3 separate regions of the Mus musculus genome follow, and all the other regions are linked to region 1. A link is a loop called in an ENCODE intact Hi-C map of the cell type or tissue named here. Cell type or tissue: left cerebral cortex. All regions are shown on one strand.

The links. Hi-C counts contacts between places; a loop is a spot of excess contacts. Peaks named below come from ENCODE experiments on the same cell type or tissue, not always from the same donor. Only the 100,000 strongest peaks of a DNase experiment are listed, where the experiment ranks them.
Region 2: it touches region 1 in a loop (7-fold over the local background); 8 of 42 quality-filtered maps call a loop at or near these places.
Region 3: it touches region 1 in a loop (7-fold over the local background); 10 of 42 quality-filtered maps call a loop at or near these places.

What each region holds. Positions count from the first base shown.
Region 1 is chr1:157,550,127-157,555,126 of GRCm38, reverse strand. Sec16b (SEC16 homolog B (S. cerevisiae)) reads right to left here. Exons shown (of 26, transcript NM_001159986.1): 13 at 4,003-4,120; 14 at 2,083-2,194; 15 at 275-380. Among named protein-coding and RNA genes, the nearest start is that of Sec16b, 26 kb to the right of the region's middle. In left cerebral cortex, a CTCF peak has its summit at 1,897 (motif pointing left); DNase peaks (open chromatin) are centred at 555, 714, 1,323 and 1,865; H3K4me3 peaks cover 194 bases; H3K27ac peaks cover 1,093 bases.
Region 2 is chr1:159,132,820-159,137,819 of GRCm38, reverse strand. It overlaps 4930562F17Rik (a long non-coding RNA gene), which reads right to left and starts at 3,539. Exons shown (of 4, transcript XR_865669.1): 1 at 3,323-3,539; 2 at 2,316-2,493. In left cerebral cortex, a CTCF peak has its summit at 2,292 (motif pointing right); a DNase peak (open chromatin) is centred at 2,314; H3K4me3 peaks cover 295 bases.
Region 3 is chr1:158,951,307-158,956,306 of GRCm38, reverse strand. All of the region lies in intron 2 of Pappa2 (pappalysin 2), which reads left to right. Among named protein-coding and RNA genes, the nearest start is that of Pappa2, 4.4 kb to the left of the region's middle. In left cerebral cortex, a CTCF peak has its summit at 2,566 (motif pointing right); DNase peaks (open chromatin) are centred at 1,317 and 2,573.

The sequences.
Region 1 (5,000 bases):
GGGGCAGAACTGCAGCAAGATTTCCGCATGTATGCCTCCAGCAAAGACTTCTGAACCGTTTGCTTTCATGCTGTAAAATTCTGACCTTCCGGGAACATAAAAAGAAACCCTAAGCCTTCCCGCACTCCCGTTAAAGAGGACAAATGCAGGAGATGACTTGGCCGGTGGTACCAGGTGCCAAACAGCAAGGCTAAGAACCTGGCTGCCCACAACCTAGACACAGCATCGCTGATGGCCGCCCCGCCCCGCCCCGCCCCCCTCGGGGTTCAGTTACCTGGAAAGAAGGGATGAAGGATTTGGGGCGGCCCAGCATCTGGCAGTACTCGAAGATTTCCGTCCGCTGGATAGCCTCAATTGTTGCAAATTTCATAAACTCTTGACTAAAAGCAGGGAATAACAAGAACAGAGGTGAGGCGGAGATGCTGCTCTCAGGCAGGTCTATAAGAGGAAAGAGCCTGTGGGCTCAAGATAGACTGCACTTCCTCCTTGACCTCCATCTCTTTAGGTTTGGGCAATAAGTGAGAGTGCCAGCACTTCTAGAAGAGCCTGCTTGTGAGGAGGAGGCTCTGCACCTCCCTTAACATCCCCCTTCAACACCTCCCACTTCAACCTCCTAAAAACTAGTCCTCAGCCCTCAGCCCTCAGCCCTCAGCCCTCAGTCCTCAGCCCTCAGCCCTCAGCCCTCAGCCCTCAGCCCTCAGCCTGGCATGCCCCAGGAAAGACAGAGCAGCCTGAGCTTGCCAAGTGCAAAAGAGGAAGCCGTGGAGTCCAGGAGCACCACAGATGGCCTGGCACAGACTGGGGAGGACAATGGAGCCAGAAAGAAATGACAGATCTTGCACAGGAAGTTCATCCGGCCAGTGAGGAAAGAAAACAGGTGAATGTGATACACACACACATACACACACACACACACACACACACACTTGCCGTCTCCCCTCTACAGCTTGCCAGGTGCCCTATATTCCAGTCATCAGAATAATTCCAGAAGCTAACATATCTCAAGAAACTCCCCCAGGAGTCATGAACATGGGCTATAGGAAGCGAGGTACCTTTATGGGCTTGCTTAGCCCAGACAGACTGCCTTGAGAAGATGACTCTTCTATCTGAGCCCAGGCTCAAGAGAAGAATCTGTGAGGAGCACCGATTGCTATGGTGGTAGAGGATTAGGAATATCAGCTACAACTTTTGCTCCTGCAACCTTACTGTCTAGACTCCAAGTCCATCCTGATGGTGCACCCGAGAGGCTACCTTAGACAAGGCTTTCAATCCCTCAATACCTTGCTTCCCCGGTGCAGTTACCTTTTTATAAAGTAAATCTGTAACAAAGCAAACATTGCAAAGACACTGATAGCTCTGCATCTCAGAAATGTCTTCTTTCTCTCTCTTGAGACAGGTTCGTAGCCCTGGCTGGCTGGCTAGCCTAGAACTCATTGCACCACCCTGGCTAGCATTGGCCTTGCTACAATCCCCCTGTCTATACCTCTTGACTGCTAGAATTCTAGGAGCGCAATACCATGACTGCTCAGAAATCACAACTATTAAGGAGAAAGAGGTAGAAAGATCCAGAACAGTGAGGACCACCCAGGGTAAGATTATCTGCTTCAACTCACTCTTTCTCCAGGGCTTTGGGGTCCTTGGGGGGGGGGGGGAAACACCCTGATATGTGGCTACCAGAAAACAAGTGACTGATGCAGAAGGTTCCAAAGAGCTTGTGCTCCAAATTAATATATTGAAGTAGTATGGAGGCCCCAAAAAGTAGGCTCCTAGAATAAGCCCAGGGCTGCCCAAAATATACTATTGTAAACTTCATTTTTCTATGTTATCTCTGGTTGTGGAGCTAGGCTGCCACCCAGTGGCCAGAAGAGTTCAACACACACCAAGAGCACTAACAGCACCAAAGGCCCTCTGGTGGTGTGATGTGGCACCCTCTGGTCACCTTGCCTAGACTAATGCAGAAGATAGAGAGGAAGAGCGGGCAGTAGCGGAAATTTACACAAGAAAATGAGTAGTGAAGCCATGAAACCCAGTAAGGGCTAAAATAACCCGTGCAAATCATCTTTACAAAAGTCACATACGTACCTGTGGCTACTGCCCACCAAGGCCAGATGATCTGTCTTCACCGTATAGTGACCAAAGGGCACATGAGCCATGAGATAGCAGAAGTGAGATGCCTCCACAAGCCCTTTTCCAGCTGCAGGAGGAGAACAAGAGCCCAGGCGTGAGGCACACCCTGTGGGACCCAGTGTCTGAGTAGAACAGAGAGTTAAATAGTGGACCCCAGGGTCAGAGCGGAAACCTGATATGAATAAACCAGGGGAGTTCTTGTGACATCTCCCTTTCCTTCCCTCCTGCATCAGTGTTTCTGACCTCAGATCCTGCATTTCAGTTCTCATCAGCCACAACCAGGATGCTGTGTGCTGTTTCACGTCCCCCTGATGAGTTTTTCATTGGGAATTTTCTAAAAGTCATGGTCATTCCTGGGGCTGAGAATCGAGACAAGATGCCTATACCTAAGTAAAGTAGGACATCAGAAACGGATTTTAAACATCCTTGTGGGGTGTGGCTGCTTCCTTGTGGGGTGTGGCTGCTTGTGGGGTGTGGCTGCTTCCTTGTGGGGTGTGGCTGCTTCCTTGTGGGGTGTGGCTGCTTCCTTGTGGGGTGTGGCTGCTTCCTTGTGGGGTGTGGCTGCTTGTGGGGTGTGGCTGCTTCCTTGTGGGGTGTGGCTGCTTCCTTGTGGGGTGTGGCTGCTTCCTTGTGGGGTGTGGCTGCTTCCTTGTGGGGTGTGGCTGCTTCCTTGTGGGGTGTGGCTGCTTGTGGGGTGTGGCTGCTTCCTCTACTGAAGTTGGATGATTGAAGACTTTTCCTGTGCTCATAAAAAATCACATCAATTACCAAGTTGTTCCTGACTTTTAAATGTTCTCCAAACATTTTCTACTACTTTAAACTCGAATTAAGTGGGTGTGACAGTCAATCTTCATTGTCAACTTGAATAGACTATCTTAGGAAATACCTCTGGGTGTGACCTTCAGGGTGCTTCCAGAAAGGTTTAACTGAATCGGGAGGACTCATTTGGAGTGTGGGAGGCACTATCCTCTGGGCTAGGATCTAGGAGTGAAGAGAAAGAGAGGGAAGGAGCCCATCACCCATCTCTGCTTCCTGGCCGTGAACACCAGGCCTCTAGTCACATCTCAACCGTCTGCCGTGACAGACTGTGTTTCCTAGAACTGTGAGCCAGAGAAACCCCCTTGCTTAAGTTGGTTTGGTCGGCCATTTTGCCACAGCAGTGAGAAAATGGCTAACAGCGGGTGAAGTACAGAGTCTGGTGCCCAATAGACATGGGTCCCCTTTCAAGCAGACAGCTGGGTCACAACCTTACAGAGGGCTGCTTCAAATTCAGAAGAGCAGTTGTTCACAGCGTTCCACAAAGAACACCATGGTTTCTAAAAGTTAGACCAAATTTGTGAAGTAGAGATCTGGATATCCTGTAGACATTCCACACTTGTAAGGCCCTGTTCTCAGACAGATAATAGAAATAAAGACAGAAAGCTACCAAGGTGGTTTAGGCAAAAGCAGCATTTCCCATCTGAAGTCCCCGAGGCAAGAGGAAGTGGCACGCCCCTGTGTTAGCTCAAGGTAAAGGCACCTCACCTGTAAGTAGAAAGTGAAGAGGAGGCTATATAGCAATGGAAACACAACGCTCCCAGTGGGAATTCTGGGAAACAGATATGGAAAAACAAACAAACACACAAACATAGCAAAAGCAGATGAAGGTACCTTTCCCTGGGGTTTCTTAACCAGGAGGCTAACAGCGGCAAGATTACAGTTATAAAGTAACAACTAAATAGTTTTATGGTTGGGGTTGGGGTGGGGGTCACCACAGCATGAGGAACTGTATCAAAGGTGCTAGCATTAGGAAAGTTGAGAAACACTAGGAAACACTAAACTAATGTCAGACATGGAAAGTTGCCCCAGGGAAGGCGTAAGCCAATTTCTGCTTACCCAGGGTATCCCCCATGCTGACAATCGCTCGCTGGTACAACTCTGTATCTCCAGCCTGATTTGACAGGATCACAGCCAAGTGGGGCCGCCAGTCTCCCCACTGTTTGTCTCCACAAACCTGAAAAATAATAACGAATTACAGAATCATTTACCACAAACCAGGGTGTAGTTAAGAAGGCTGCTGTTTATTCGTAGGTATGGAGTTCAAGGAATGTCTGCTATGCTATTGATGCTATTATTCAGTGTGTGTGATGCTAATACTCATTGATTCGGAGTTCCATCTGCCTGAAGCAGCAGGTGTGTGGCACAGAACAAGTTGGCGGCCCACACCTGTAAACCTAGCACTCGGGAGGCTAAGAGGGCATCACGAGTTTGAGGCCTGTCTGGACCAGAATGAGACCCTGTCTCAAAATACAAATAAAAAGAGCCAGGTGCTGGTGGCACCGCACGCCTTTAATCCCAGCCCTTGGGAGGCAGAGGCAGGCGGATTTCTGAGTTCAAGGCCAGCCTGGTCTACAGAGTGAGTTCCAGGACAGCCAGAGCTACACAGAGAAACCCTGTCTTGAAAAAGCCAAAAAATAAAAAAATAATAAATAATAAAGAGAGGGAAAATAATATATACATACACACGCACACACACACAGAATCACCCACACACCCACACATACAGAGACACAAAAATACATACACATATATACACTCGCACACAGACACACATAGAAACATAGAAACAGATACACAGGCATATATACATACAGACACATACACACAGAGACACAAAAACATACATACAGACATACAAACACACATATAAAAAAACACAGACATACACACATATACCCTTACACACATAAACACATACATACACACAGACAGACACACAGAGAGGGACACACACACACAGATACACATACACAGATACAAACACATACCCACACATACAGAAACATAGACACAAAAGCTCACAAACACATACAAGCCCATACACATGTATATCA
Region 2 (5,000 bases), 1.6 Mb before region 1:
ATGCTGTCCCTTGGACACGATACAGATGTAGCATACAGGGACTCACAGCAGTTATGAGTATTTACACGAGACATGAATACAAATCAATCCAAGTAGAAATTTCAGTATGGATAGTGGAGGGATCTCCTGAGCCCCACCTCAATCTGTGGAGCTATTGGCAGTTAATGGCTGCTTGAGGGGGAGAGAGTCACTTTTCTTTAGGAATGTGGCCAGTAGTAACTCCCCCACACCCTAGTGAATGACCCAGTGCACATGTGCTTAGGTACTGGACTCAGCAGGTTAAACCAAAAACAAACAAACAGATAACTATAAAAAAGAGGACAAAAAGTTGTCAGGAAGATGCGCTAGATGTTCCTGGAGGGAGTTACAAGAGGAGAGCAAGGAATAGATATAGAAATAGAATTATCTAGATACACTGTATATATGAATGGAAATTCAAAATAATTAATAAAAATTAAACTATGGGTGAGAAGTGGGACTCTATACGGTCTCTAAACCAAAACATGTATTAATTTCAATTGAATAATGTCATATAGGCTAACCAGAAGGGTACCACATTGAGTGATCAAAGTGAATACTCACATCTGTTATCAGTTATGCCTTTGTAAGTATATTTTGGATGCTGTATGGACAGAAATGGGAGGGAGAAGGAACAGGATTAAGGGACGACTAGAAGAATATGCTAGAGATGTGATGGCTTAAGTACCAGCAACCATCATGGAAATAGAAGGGGGTGATAAGAATTGTGACATTGGCAAATGGAATTAGTAGGGTATGGTGATGGAGTTAGAGAATAAAACAGAAAAGGCCAAGGACTGTTTGTTGATTTTTGCATGAGCATCTGGGTGGATTATGGAGCTACTTGCTAAAAATGAGAAGCCAGAAGAAAGAGTAAACTGTGAGTGAGAAGTTGAACTATAGTGTGCTGTTAAGATCTATGTGAGTCATAAGTGGAGGCTCACAGTCAGCTATTGGATGGAACACAGGGCCCCCAATGGAGGAGCTAGAGAAAGTGCCCAAGGAGCTAAAGGGGTCTGCAACCCTATAGGTGGAACAATATGAACTAATCAGTACCCCCGGAGCTTGTGTCTCTAGCTGCATATGTATCAGAAGATGGCCTAGTCAGCCATCACTGGAAAGAGAGGCCCATTAGTCTTGCAAACTTTATATGCCTCAGTACAGGGGAACGCCAGGGCCAAGAAGTGGGAGCTTGGGGCGGGGGGAGGGTTTGGGGGACTTATGGGATAGCATTGGAAATGTAAATGAAAAAAATAACTAATTAATACAAAAATAAAAAAAAGATCTATGTGAGTCTTATTCTTTGGAGGATGCTCTAACAAAATACTTTCAGGTTGGTAATTTGTAAACATCATAGATTTCCTTCTCAAAGCTTTTAAGGTGGGCAGGAGGGAACAAAACTCCAGAAGGTGATGATGGTGGTGTAGAGTATTTTGTCTAAGGAAGAGTAATGAGTTTGTTTTATGAAAAGGCGATCAATATATAGGATATATAGTATAGGATGAAGTAGAGCAGATGGATGACAGAAAGCCCACATGCTCAAGTGGGCATTACTTCATAGAATCGCGGCAATGACACCAAGATGAGCAGCTTTAGGTCACCAGGGTGAGAGACATTGAAGGGTACCAGGCAGGCTCTGGATGCTCCAAGATCTGCTTGTTCATGTCACCTTTGGGTCTTGTAGATTCCGGATCATGGCTATCAGACATCCTTGAGTCAAAACTGAGAAATGGCTTTGTGAACAAAAGTCTCTGAAAGGTGGTTTTGGGAAAGAGATCAAAAGCAAAGAGCTGTAATAGTCAACATGGACACGGGGTCATAGATGAAGGTCAAAGGCGGCTATCTGCACAAAACTTATTGTTATAGATTTAAGAGTGTAATATGAACAGGCTACCAGAAATATAATGCCACACGATTTAGTATAATATTTATATAAAATAAAGAACTTTGTTCTTAGGTCTTAGATATGTGTGTGACTGGCAAAACACTGTAGAATATCTTGCTTGTATTTGTTTTACTAAATAGCAGATGTTTTCATTTGATCCCAAATCTGCCATTGTTTTCTTATTTTAAGTAAAAATGGTTCAGGAAGGTAATTAGACTGAATTAACTCATGAGTTAATAGTAGCACAAAGCTTTGAACTCGGGCTTTATATGTTGGAGCCCAGCGGGCCATTTTGCTACCAAGGGAGATCAGTGAAATAGGTTCCATCTGGAAGGATATGGGCATTGAGTCTAGTTTGAGATGGAGCTGTCAGCGCACAATGCAGACATCGGCCACCAGAGGGTGCTCTTACCTCAAGAGAAGTTTGATAATCCTTTTTTCCGCAGGAGAAGATGTAGCTGATGGATTTCTTTCCTGCCTCTCCTTCGAGGCAGCTGTGTCAAGAGCTGGGCTGTCTTAGACCAAAGTCTGCAAAGCGCGATGACGACATAGCTGCTTCAGGCTCTAAGAACTGCGTCAGAGAAGCATATCTGAAATAATCACAGATTATACTGGATGGCGAGAGAAAGAAACAAGTCCAAACAGCTCAGAAAACAGGTCTTTCGGTATCTGGAAGCGGAAGAAGGGTTTCCTGTGATTCTAATGAAAGCTGCCTTTTGATTCTGAGCTGATTTGTCAGCGCTGCTCTGAATGAAATTATATATATAATTTTGCCTTAATAGATTATAGATTTTTCTTTGTTATTTTTTGAATAATTTGTTTTTTGCCGAACATGTGCATTTAGTGTTACTCTCCCATTTATTTTGTGCCTTGTTTCCTGGTTTTCTTCTATTACTAGAGTTATTCCAGCAAAGGACAGGAACTCATTCATCTTGTGATTAAGCATCTCATGGCGGCCAGTATTTAGAGACAATACCAATTCATAAGAGAATTTTATAAAAGTTTTCTAAAATGAAGAGTTTCTGGGGGCAGGGAGCTGGAGGCGTATAGACAAGTGATCACCAGCATATTAGTGACATTAAAATTTACAATACTTGCACAGATCTTCTAGGGATGCTGTAAATCCAAGGAAAGCTCGAGTCAGAGCCCTGCATTTGCAGCATGCAGATGCCTGTGTTCCTAGGAGCACACCTTCACTAAAGCAAAATTTTAGGCCTTAAGCCAAGGGGCTAGACTTCTTTTAAAAAGCAAGTTTATTAATTGTTTGAGAATGTTATAAATTATATTGTGATCATATTTGCCCTTTCCCAATTTCTGACATATTCCCCCTTACCCACATCCACTCAATTTTGAATTCTCTCTCTCTCCCCTCCCCTTCCCCCTCTCCTCCCTCTCCTTCTTGCTCTCACTCCTTCTCACCTGTTCTCTCTCTTCACCCTGCTATTGGTCCTCCTCCTCTCTCCTCCTCCTTTTTCGTATGAAGTTTGCGTTGCCCAAGTACTCTGGGGAGTGGGCCCTGCCCTGGAATCAACCTACAAGGATCACATCTTTAAGAAAAGCCGATTCTTTCTTCCTTTAGCAGTTAGAAAATACCAACGGCTTTTCAGATCCCAGTGGGATTGTCTATCTATCACTCTTGCTCCATGGTGGGGTTTTTCCTCTATCTTTAGTTTACACACATCTTGTGCATGATGTCATAATTGCTGTGGATTCATATATGCAACTGCCCCATGTATCTAGAAAACATAGTTTTTGTGAAGTCATACTTCACCTCTGGCTCTTACAGTCTTTCTGCCCTCTTGTCTGTGAAGTCCCTGGAGTCTTGAAGGGAATGGATGGGATATGTACATTCCATTCAGGACTGAGTACTCCATAATCTCTTATTCTCTGCATATGGACCAGTTGAGGATCTCTGTGTTAGCTGTCATCTACTAGAAGCAGCAGCTTATGGGTTGAAAGATGCACTGTATTGCAGCAACAGCATTAAGCACTACCAGTCACTTTAACGCTATGTCCATTTATCAGAATAATAGCATTAGGTTATCCTTTGTGTGTGTATATAACTTCATGTTCTTGGCTCTGTTAACAATGCATCTGTTTCTATCTCAGACAGTAGGCCATAGATCACATGTGAGAGTGGTTGGTTACTCACATAATGTTTGCGCCACTATTGCAGTAGTGGGCATGTCCTGTTAGGCCCATCATGTTGTAGTTTGCCAACTTTACAGTTGGGTTAGAATGGTGATTATTATTTTTCCCATCTAATAGTATGAATGTCATCTTCCAGCACTATGGAAGCTAGCTTTTAGGGGTGAAGCTTCTAAGTGAATACTAGCTTGATTGTCTGTGAGTCCAGTGTGTGGTGTCTTCAGAAATAGGGTCTTACCCTGAAGTTCTGTAGGAAATGAAATGTATTGGCAACAGCCTATAATGGTTTGAGGATTAAGGAATCCCATTGACCATCAATATGCAAAGAGTCAACCCATTCCTTAATACTGAGGTTTTTATTTAAGAATATGTTCTGTCTGGTTGGGGATTGTGGAGCATCCAAGATCCTGGATGATAAAGAAGTTGTATGGAGACCAGAACTTTCTACCTGGAGTTTTGCAGAGATATTTTCTCACAAACAATCTTGCATTTGGCCTCCACCTTATAGTTAACCCTGGAAAACCCCTTTCAGGATCATTTGTTGTTCTTCAGGAAATGTGATTTATCCCAGAAATTTTGAAAAAAAAAATCCCCCTTGCTCCTGGTTTTGTTTGTTTATTTGTTTGTTTTTCTCCTATCTTTACAGCCACTTTCCAGATACCACAGAAAACAGAAACATCTAGGGCCTAAATAACTGAGATGCCTCTCTACTTACCTCTGGTGCTCCAGGCATAGCCTTCCTTTTGGAGTGTCCTCTTTCCAGCCAGTGTTTATTGTCTTCATGCTATAGCAGGACTCAGTCTGGACAGATGAACCTTAACAAAAAGAACTCCAGATTGCACTTAGGATAAAAACCTGTTGTTAATGTGAAGGTAGAGGTCTGTGACAATCTTCCAGGTGGACAGTAGTTCTAGGTCTTATTCCTGTTTTGTAAAAGTCAGGAGACATT
Region 3 (5,000 bases), 1.4 Mb before region 1:
CTACACGAGGCTTCATTATCAATAGCGATTTCTCAGAGTTCTATACATTGTGCTTGTACTTTAGGAGACCTCCGTTAAGATCTTTTCCCTTTTTAAAGGGAACAGACTTGCACTCGTTGTCAAGGGGGGGGGGGTCACACTGCTTCTCATAGTCTAGCATGGCACCTCTGAAAAGCAGACGGCAGACCAAGGATGGTAGCAGTGAATAATGCCCAACTGGGTCCAAACAGCAAGGGAACAGGCTGCCACCGGAAACTAGGAAGACAGGTAGCACCCGTTCTATACCCTCGATCCCCTTTTCTTGACCTCAACAAATCTGCTGGAAAAGGTGGACACTTGCAGACCAGGATTCTGGCTTCTAGCTCTGGCTGTTGTTAGAAAGACCTAAATAGGAGAGCATGTTTAACACAGAGAACTCTATAAGGTTAATCAGAGGCATTTATTTGGGCTTGTTACCTGTGTTTATTTTGATTAACAGAGACACCTAGAATGACAAAAAGAAGAGCTACGTTTGGAGCCCTTGCTTTTCTTTTCCTATCTGGAGAGGTTGATGTCAGGCAAGGGTGAGGAAAGGATATTTCACCCCATGGGGTCTCCTTATTCATTTAGACACCCCACCAAAAAAGGAGTGGGGACAAATATACAGAAGAATGTCACAAGGAGACCAAGTTACTTTACGCATTAACTAAAAAACAATCAGAAAAAATAATGGTACCAATCTGGATTATCCACACACCCTTTCCTGTTTGTCAGTTCCATTACATTGTTGGAGAAACTGAGGCAATGAGCGACATGTCAGAGACTGGCTTGGGGGTGGGGAGAACAAAGTAGGTGTTCGTGAATCATTTGATATCTCCTCAACAAACAAACAAAAACCAAACCAACCAACCAACTAACCAACCAACCAGCCAACCAACCAATCACCCCTCCCCCCAAACCCAACACAAACCAAAACGACAACAAAATCCATTCAGGTTTCTGAGTGCCTCCAAATAAGTTGCAGACTAGGCAAAGAAATCTGGAGGGAAGGAGCCTCTTCCAGTGGGGTGTCGCTGGAACATCCTTGTGGACACTGTGTCTCCCCCTCTTTGGCTGTGATTTCTCGTTTGGAATCTGGGATTCCCAGACACTGAGCACTCTCCAGTCATGTGGCTTTGCTTTATTTTAGTTTTGGGTGGGAGAGGGCGTGAGAGAAGGGGCCAGGCTGTAAGCTAGATGGGGGCAGAGAAAGAGGAGAAGGAAACCCTTATTCTGGGGCCAAAATGGAAGAAATAATGAGATGATTATCTGATCGGAGTTGGCAGCTTCACAGTTTCCCCCAGATGACATCTCCGTGCTGCCTAGTCTGGCTTCCTAGTGCCCATCTGCTAGGGAGCCTGCGAGCTCTCAGTCTCGCTTGAGACCCACACAGATCTGCCTATGCTTCCTCCTGCAGTAGCAACATAGAGACCTGGGAACCGTTTCCTGGCTAGGCAGCCTAAGAGGACAATCCAACAGGAATGTATGTGGGAGATTATTGCTTGGGGTTATTAAAGTCCAATCCTGGAATACAGGAACATAGCACCTGACCTCGGTCATTTACCTCTCCAGTCCTCTGTCTCACCTCCCCATTGCAGTCTCCTATTCTTTGCTTCACCTCTGGCAACCTCATCCTCAGAGCTACATACCTCCCTGCCTTGCCTGTCACCAGCCACTGTCTCCATACTGCCACAGCACACATTCAGATCTTCCAGTGCCCATCAGAACCCTCCTCTCCTCTCGGAGCATGTAAAATTGGGCAGGAAATCATTTTTAGCAATTTACCTTCTAAGGTTTCTTTCCCTCAAATGCAAGTGGCTCCTGCAGTGTTCTGGGACTTCCCTTTTAGGTCTGCTTCTAAGAGGTGGAAAGCAGATGACGACCAAGCCTCTTCACACCCCCTGTTCTATCCTCTATCTTTCTTCAGACTTGCACTCAGCCCAAATTATCAAGGGAGGTTAAAAGCCCACAGGGGGCAGGGCCTCAATTTGTTGGGCTCAGCAAGTGGACTGTTTAGGATTGAGCATCCATGTCTACCCATTGTCTCTGCTGCTGGTATTTCCCTGGTGAAGAGCCTGGCTAAGGATCATGAGGTTACCAAAATCAAGCCGCCAGTAATAAGAGCCTCTACTTCGAGTGACTTGACTCTCTTTGCACAACTTTACAGTGCTCAACAATCCATCTTCCTTTCTTCTGCTGGCACGGCCTCTCAAGATGGTGTACATCAGTTCCTAGTATGGTGGGACTTGAGTTACACAGAGTAACAAGGTGGAGTCAAGTTGCTGGGAGTAACACACAAACCTGTAGCTGCACTTCTGTTGCCCCTCTGAGGGTGGGCCAAGACTTGGATCTCACTCTGCCAATAGATTTCAAACCTCAGGTTCCGCCTACTTAACTCGAATCAGCTTCCAAGTCCTCTACCTGCCATGCTTGGGGTAGTTTTTCCTCAGCAGAGACCTCAAACAATTTAGTCAATACCAGTCCTAGCAGAAGCCCCTACCCACAGCTATGGGACCTTAGGGAATAGTTTTAACACTGGACACTAGGTGGCAGTGTTGTCCCATGCACATGAGACAAGGGACGCCACAAAGTTGGGAATGTCTCTAGTTTCCTTGAGGGCTGTCCTGTCCCAGCCTCTGGGCTGTAATTTAATCACCTTCTCCCAAAATGTGTTGGTAGGCATCCCTCAGGGTCCACTTCATATGTCTTTTTCCTTTTTTGAAAGGCCTGTCTGGATAGCTAAAGCTGCTTGCTTTTTTTTTTTTTTTTTTTTTTTTTTTTTTTTTTTTTTTTTTTGAGTTGTGACTAACTTGTAGCTCTAGCAAGCATTGAAGAAAACAAAATCAGCTAGAATTACCCTCTCCCTGCACTCTAAGTTCCCGAATTCTTCTGAAACAAGTCAGACTCCAGAATGAGTTGCAAGAATGCTTTTTTATTGAGGATTGAGGGCAATGCAGGGTACACAAGCTTCAGGTGTGTGTGTGTGGTGGTGGTGGTGGGGTGGTTGGGGGGACTCTTCTGGTCATCCTCTGGGCTTTCTGAAAGGTAGAACACACTTTAAGTTGCCTGTTTCCCCAGAGTTGGAGCAGACTGGTGGCAACAGAGAGGAATGCTCCCTGGTGGGGTTCTTCACAAAGGTAGCCAGTCAAAGGTCTGACACTTTGAGGCTATGTGGCAAGCTAGGAGTAGCTTGAGGTCAGGATCCCATTAGGTTGGGTCATTAGAATTTAGTGTTTCAATAAGCCAACTTCTGTCCTGTTCTGGTGTGGACACTTTAAGGTCCAGTGCATAACCCTGAAAGCATTTGAGCCTTTTCTACCACTTCAACTTCCGTTCCTCCCCGTCAACCCCGGCATATACAAAAGAGGACATTTTAACAGGTTCCTCTGCACCCGTAATTGATTTCAAATGTTCCCTGAAGTCGCCCAGCTGAGTAACCACCTGCTCTGCAGGACACTGAGTCCTTAAATCCACGGTAAGCTGGAACCCAAGCCCAGAATTCTTCATCCAACAAATATTTATTGAGTGCCTTGCCATGCAAAGTGTGGCAAGTCATTGAGGGGAACACAAAGATGTCTGAGAAACTGTCCTTGACATGAAGGTGAGTTTGAGTCGGTCCTCTGAGTGTTCAAGCTTTACATGTCCCAGTGTAGAGTCTGGGGGAGGGGACCAGGACAGACAGACATGAACTCAAATCTTTCTCTCACACGTACTGAGACAACTGTCTCTGGCAATCTAGTCAGCTTTCTTTTTTCTGAGTTATGTTTATATCAAACCAAAAATTAAATGGAAAATATATATATGTGTATATATATACACATATATATACACACATACACACACACTCACACACACACATATGATTACATTACATATGAATGTATATGATTCTATTTGAAATAAAGTAGGAAAAAAAATCCCAAACAAAAGACAAATAAGGAGAGGTCCTATAGAGTAGTGTACCTAAAGTGCCCATCACAAAATTGGCCCTTGAGTCTTATTTACTTACCAGTGACATGAAAGGTATTTATCAGGAGATATTCAAACTAAATTAATTTCTAATTTAAATCTAACTTTTCCTTAGCAGAGATATTAACTTCAAATTCTTAGGACTTTACTCTGATGATTTATAAAATGGGAATGGCTATAAGTAGCTATTTATATTTCACAATATGGTCTCAAGATAAAAACTGTAGTCAAAAAAGCCCAAAGGGTCCATTTAGTGCATTAAACCGTTTCATCTGTTCTTTTTATTTGAGCGGCACTATTCCAAATCAGTTGGGCAATGGCGCTAAAACTTCTATGTTATTTTTCTAAGCTGTAAGCCCTGTTGAATATCTCTTGAAATTTGTGCTTACTTAATAGAAAAATGTACACTGTTACCTAGATTTTCCTGATAGCCCAAGTCTGCTGCCATCAGGGCATTGTTCAGAGTCTATTGCTAGCTTTTCTGTGTGAGTGACATCTATGGAATGAGGCTTCAGGGTGAAGAGCTCTGACCACAGGGAACACAGAGTTGTGCAGAACACACAATGGCATAGATGTAAAGAGACCTCGGTGTGGCCGCCTTGATCTCACAGACCTAGCCAGGCAAAGAGCTGCATCAGTATCGTTCCCTAGAGGCGGGGCTCCCTGTCCTGCTCTTTGGCTGCTTCCCTATACCCAGTGATGGTCAAATCAGAGTGTTTGTCCTTATCAGACCCTGAGGAATCACCCTGTTCCTCTCCACATCCCCCTCCTGGATCAGGACTCAAATATTCAGTGATGCTATAGTGACCCAGCTGGCGCAGAGCTGTTGGTATGAGGGCCCATGGTTGTCTCCTGGGGGTGGCCCTGCTGTTTCAGGCGAGAGGGAGATGCATGGATTGTTTGTGTGAAGGAAACACATACCTTATGCTTGTAATTTAGCTTCTTTGCATTGGAGTTTTCACTTTGAGGCTTGGTGGCTCAACACAGAAGCGATGTGAATGTTAGCTGGTCTG